Linked DNA regions of Homo sapiens: region 2 is linked to region 1. A link is an interaction called in ENCODE POLR2A ChIA-PET data of the cell type or tissue named here. Cell type or tissue: A673. All regions are shown on one strand. Each heading gives the region's core, and the rest is flanking DNA. Links, peaks and the distances in the headings are about the cores only. Region 1 overlaps DNAJB11 (DnaJ heat shock protein family (Hsp40) member B11). Region 2 overlaps LINC02020 (long intergenic non-protein coding RNA 2020).

Evidence for each region. Peaks named below come from ENCODE experiments on the same cell type or tissue, not always from the same donor. Only the 100,000 strongest peaks of a DNase experiment are listed, where the experiment ranks them.
Region 2: POLR2A ChIA-PET joins it to region 1 with 5 read pairs; 2 of 35 experiments call an interaction of 5 or more read pairs at or near these places.

What each region holds. Positions count from the first base shown.
Region 1 is chr3:186,575,995-186,578,811 of GRCh38, reverse strand. It overlaps DNAJB11 (DnaJ heat shock protein family (Hsp40) member B11), which reads right to left. Exons shown (of 10, transcript NM_016306.6): 4 at 1,012-1,144. Among named protein-coding and RNA genes, the nearest start is that of DNAJB11, 6.7 kb to the right of the region's middle. In A673, for the core only: no CTCF peak of the experiment used is centred there; no DNase peak of the experiment used is centred there; H3K27ac peaks cover 471 bases.
Region 2 is chr3:186,445,187-186,448,003 of GRCh38, reverse strand. LINC02020 (long intergenic non-protein coding RNA 2020) reads right to left here. Exons shown (of 4, transcript NR_151710.1): 4 at 2,762-2,817. Among named protein-coding and RNA genes, the nearest start is that of LINC02020, 6.2 kb to the right of the region's middle. In A673, for the core only: no CTCF peak of the experiment used is centred there; no DNase peak of the experiment used is centred there.

The DNA.
Region 1 (2,817 bases), core at 307-2,806:
ATAATGAAAAGACAAGTTACAAACAGATAGCCTATATCTGCATTACATACAGCCAACAAAGAATTAGCAGCAAGAGTGAAGTACTCTTAGAAATCAATAAGCAAGAGGCAAAAGAAAGAACAGGCATTTCACAAGAGAGGAAACAAATATGGCCAATAAACACAGGAAGAGATGCTGATCCTAATTGGTAATTTAAAAAATGTAAAACAAGACCATAATGAGATATTTTATACCCATTTGATGAGCAAAAATTAAGAAGTCTAATAATTCCAAGTATTAGTGAGGCAGTGAATCTATAGGATCTCATAAATTGCATGTAGAAGCATCAGTACAATCAATTTCAAAAGCAATACAGTATTAACTTGTAAAAATGAACATTGGTTCATATTACCCAGCAATTCTACTCTCAAGCATATCCACCCAAGAGATATTCTTGTTCATCTGAACCTGGAAATATGGATTAAAATGTTCATAAAAGCGCTGTTTGGAATTGAATAAAACTGGAAGAAACAAAAATGCCTATTAATAAATTATGGTCACAATATAGCAATAAGCAACAAGGGTGAATCCTAGTAACATAATAGTGAGTGAAAATAACCAGTCCCAGAAAATAATGAATAAAATACCATTTCTAAAAAATCAAAAACAATATAATAAACAATATATTATTCAGGTATTCATATATACATGATAAAGTAAGAATGGCAAAAGAACAATAAAGACATAACTCAATACAGTAGTTACCTTTGAAGGGAGGCAGGGTAATGGAACAGGGAAGTAGCATGTAGGTAGATTAAGTCATGGTAATGTTTTACTTAGTTCTTAAGCTGGGTGATAAAACAATGACATCAGTGTATCATGAACCAAGCATTATAATTAATTCAATTTTGTGCATTTGATCACTCTCTCTTACCCTCAAAAAGACAGAGAAGGTACATATAAACCTCTTATTTTTAGTCAAAAGTGCAAGTTCTGGGAGTCAATATGAACAGCTATATTGTTTGAACTTACTTCCACAAAATTTCCTGCATATACTTCTTCCAAAGTGACTTCTAGATCTACAATAATATCACTTCCTCTTGGAATATTTCTGTCTTGCTGACGAGGGGTTCCTCCAAACATGAAACCAAAATCCCCAAAGAAGCTAAAGATAAGTGCAAAATCATCAGGAAAAAAAAAAAAATCAAGACTCTATGTTTCACAATTAACTCATTTTCTTTACGTTGATAAACTATTGTTTCTATCAATGCATTGTGCAAAACTACAAGGTATTTTTTAATACAATGGAGTCAACTATCATACATAATTTTAAATTTATATACTATCAACCATGTTGTAACTATACGGTCCCTTACTACAAAAAAATCCACTTTTTAACAAAATATAGCCCATACATATAGTACAGTACATACACACACAGTATGCCAATGAATTCAATGTTGGACCCAACCAATGAAATAATAATCTTTCAATATTGGGAAAAATCTGAATATGGTGGACTTATTGAGAAAGAGTATAGTATACATAAACTTGTGTAATGCTAAATGTAATGGTTAATTTAAGAAATTTTTATCGGTAATTTTAACATATGTAGTGTTCTCTTTACATGCTTTTTAGAAGCTAACTTGTTGAAAGAAGCTACTGCTCTACACAAAAATCTTGAGTATGTAATTAAATAAGCTAAAAAAGCATCAGCCTTAGTAAAATCCTAGTGCTTAAGGAGAAGGAAGTTCTAGCCTCTATAAGACCCAAACTAATTTTTGTAAGTAACAAGAGTAACTTGAGATTAACAAAAAAGGTGACCTTCAATCCTACAGGTGGTTTAATCTAATGTTAATTTTTGGTGTTATTAAGAAGCCTTGTATATTAGCATAGCGAAGATGATAACTATATAACTCCCTCTCCCACCAACCAACTCAGGTGAATGAATTCCCTGAATCTTAAATAAAGGCAAGGGGAAAGAACAGGGTGGGGGCTGGGGAAGCTGTTTCTCTTTCTGGTATTCCCTAGGGATCACTTCAGCCAGCCAAATTGATCCTGGCGGGGGGAAAAGATGTCCTAATCATGTTACTCACACATCTTTACAGACCCTAAAAATCTACTCCCCCACCCCAGGCCCCTCAACCAAGCACTAAATGGTGGTAACTACTATATGCAACAGTGATTCTTACTTCTTTTGGGGAAGGGTTCACAGAACCCTTTGAGAATCTGAAGAAAACAATGAACTCTCCCCATAAAAATGCAGATTCGAACATCTTTTTGTTTATAATTTCAGACCTGAAACCCCAGATTAAAGTCTCTTAGTATATGTAATCATCAGGGAATGTGGAAATTCAAATGCTCAATAAAGAGAGGTTCAAAGAGTGAGGAAGAAAGTGTTTATTATTCCAACCACCCAGCACTCCCAGAAAGCAAGAGATAAAGGTCCTCTACCCTAATTCCTTCCCCTAATGCTGGTTATTATAATCACCCTCACTTGTTGATAGCACGAAAGAGAGGCAGCTCTGGGTATGGGAGCAGGAATTTTTCTATCTCTGCTAACAATAATTTTGCTCATTAAGTGGTTTGCAGATTGCAAGGTAGCAAGTAGGCAAGGATGAACTGATTTCCAACACATGTCCCCGTGAATTGTCTGCACTGATTTAACTGATATGGTTGGCTAGATGGAATGTCCTTTCAGTGCCATCAGTCTTTCCTGAAGCTTTGTGAAAATAGAAGACTATCTTCCCACAGGGAGGACAATAATTGATCTTTGGATCAGCTAAATTGTACTGTTCATCAAAAGTTTCTGAACTAGGGAATGAGAATAATTCTTTA
Region 2 (2,817 bases), core at 14-2,513, 130 kb after region 1:
TGGTAATGAATGGAAGTGCAGCAGTCGTGGCTATGAAGCTCAGGCCCCTCAGAGATCAAAGTCTGGTCACTACATCAGGCCAGCCACATGGACCAACAAAGTTACCACCCGTGGACAAGGGGATCTGGAATGGTACTTGAGGAGGAGCTGATGAATGTCATTTGCAACCTCTATATGAGCTGCATGTGGTGAGGCTGTAGTTCCTCCATTTCCTTTTTCTTGTAAGTTTCTCCAAGAGAAATGACCAACCGAGATCCTGGAGGAAATGTTCTCAGAACTTAATCTACAAAGCAAATGGATCCAAGTGGCACAAAGTAGAGGCTGCCATGGAGCCCCTCCAGTGCCCTCTTTAGGGATGAGGCACTAAATCTCCGAATTGTTGATGGCCTCTCTAAGACATGGGGACTCTGGCTGAATCCTTCTTCAAGAATTACCCTCAACCCAAGATAGCAGTTCTTGATCCACCCCAGGATCATGACCTCTTCCTGGAAGCAACCTGGTAAGGAGGGTTATGAATGCCCAGCCCCGCTGCCTCAAGGCAGGACAAATGTAAAAGCCCATTCCGGCTTCGGTGATCCCCTATGACAGAATGAGAACTTTGTTGTGGCTAGAACACAGTTCAAATTCTCCCTCGGCCCAGTGCTATGTCTTTACTTCCTTGCAGGAATTGAACCTGAGAACACCACCCAGTAAACTTCCCCACACAAGTTTTTTATCTCGAATTGTTTTTCCTGAGGACTTGATTTAAAGTAAGTCTTATTCCCTATCCTGTTCCATTTAAGTTCTACACATGTTTCAAAATTATACATTTGACTTAAAATTTACATAGATCAATATGTCCTAAAATTAGGATCTGGGGAAGCATAAGGAAAAATTTAAAAATTGTCTGTGTTAAGGTAAATTTGGGAAATGCTTGGTTAATTAAAAGCAAATTTCTTTACAATGGAACTTCTCAGGTCTTTAAATATACTAATTGGAGAGTAAATCTCCAAGAAGAGTCCCCTATAGTAAACAAATTCTTTCCAAAGTTTTCTGACAATGGATTGAAAATTTTTCTTTCATTCACTTATTTTTGTTGTGTACCTATTAACATCTCCTAGAAGCATTTCCTAGAGGGCACAGTTTGGGAAATACTAGTCCACATTTATAGAACTTAATTATCAAATTGTTTGGCATCTTTAAAAATTAAAATGGTTTTGGAGGATGCCCTTTATACATGTAAGTCACTTATAAAAGCTGTTCAAGGAAATTAGAGCTGATGCCTACATTCACTCTCAACAAATTAATCAGTAACAGACAGAGATATTGAAAAATCAATCCACTAAATTCTCTGAACTGCCTCAAAATTGGAGTCATTATTTTGAAAAGCTAGCCCCACCAGGACTTTAACTGTAAGAGAATATAAAGATGTCCCCTGAGAATAATTATACTGAGCCAGTTGAGGGGCTTCATTCATTAATTCATGAAGACTCCATGTATCCTTGGCCCCCAGGTGCCCTTTAGTAAAAGAAACTCCAACAGGCTTCTTCCTACATCAGTTGCTGTGGCTCTTGCCAAGTGAATTGAGTGGCACCATCCTGATGACCTCACCCCAAATGATGAGCCCATGAATTGACTAAATATAAGAAAGGCTAAACACCATGCCCTAGCAGGTTGGCATGAATCTCTTCCCAGTTGAGGCACTTCATTTGGATGGTGGCCACCTCATTCACTCAAATTCTCTATTTTAGGAAGTATAAATGCCAGAGCAGATCTCTCAAGCTGAGGTTGTAACCCAAACAACCTTGAGCGTTCGTTTTAGGGTTTTGTTCTGGTTTCCTATTAAATTTGTTGTACTTCTTTGTCTTAGCAGCACTTGGATCCAGATTAAGCAGGCAGTTAGGGAAATGGCTTTTCTTGTTACCCCACCAGTCCTGTGCATCTTTGTATAAATTCCTTATACCAAAGGATAAGGATATGCTTTGCAAGCATAAAAGAGTGATTTCTATTAACAGTGAAGTTGCAAGAGGCTCTCAGGGGAAGTAAGAACTAGATTAACATCCTTGCTCACCACTGGGTAGAGCAAGGCGAGAATATCTACATCTTAGTGTGAAAAGATAGTAGGTTTACAGCAGAGGAGCAGTTCATTAAGCTCTATATTTTGGTCTCAGGATCCAGGTGAGTTGCCCACCAAGGATGAGGCTTTGAGGCAGTGACAGAGGCCATTTCACAGGTTTTGGAGAAGTGTCCAGGTAAGGGTAAGTAGGCTGCTTCTCATGGCTCAATGTGAAGTCTGTTGGGCAAGGAATTGACTCTGGTCCGAGATCACACTGCTCCAGCTGGATAAGGAAACTTTGACTCCTTTCAGGATGCACTATTTCCTGGTGATTTTTCTTCTTGCAGAGAGTTGCAGAACAAGATCAGAAACTGATTAACTTCAGAACTTCAGTGGAAGCTGAGTTCCTTGATGCAACAAATGTCTACAGCCAATGTTACAGCCCTAATTGTCATAAACAAAGATTGTAAAAACTAGAGTGATATCTGGGAAGGCTTAGATGAGCCCATGATTAGAAGATCCACAACATAGCTGGAGTTACTTCGGATAACTCTGCACCATCACTCTCATTTCCATTGGATGCAAGTATAGATTCATCCAAGGTACTACTTACTATGGAGTAAGTATAGATTCATCCAGGGTACTACGTAAACGGCAGGCCAGGGAAGAGAAAAACTTATTCGGAATTCACTGCAGGACTATTGACAGAGATAGATTACCGGATTTGTTGGTGGGGGATGGTGGTGGGGGCATGGAGAGAGGATATGTAGAGCTGGTCGTTA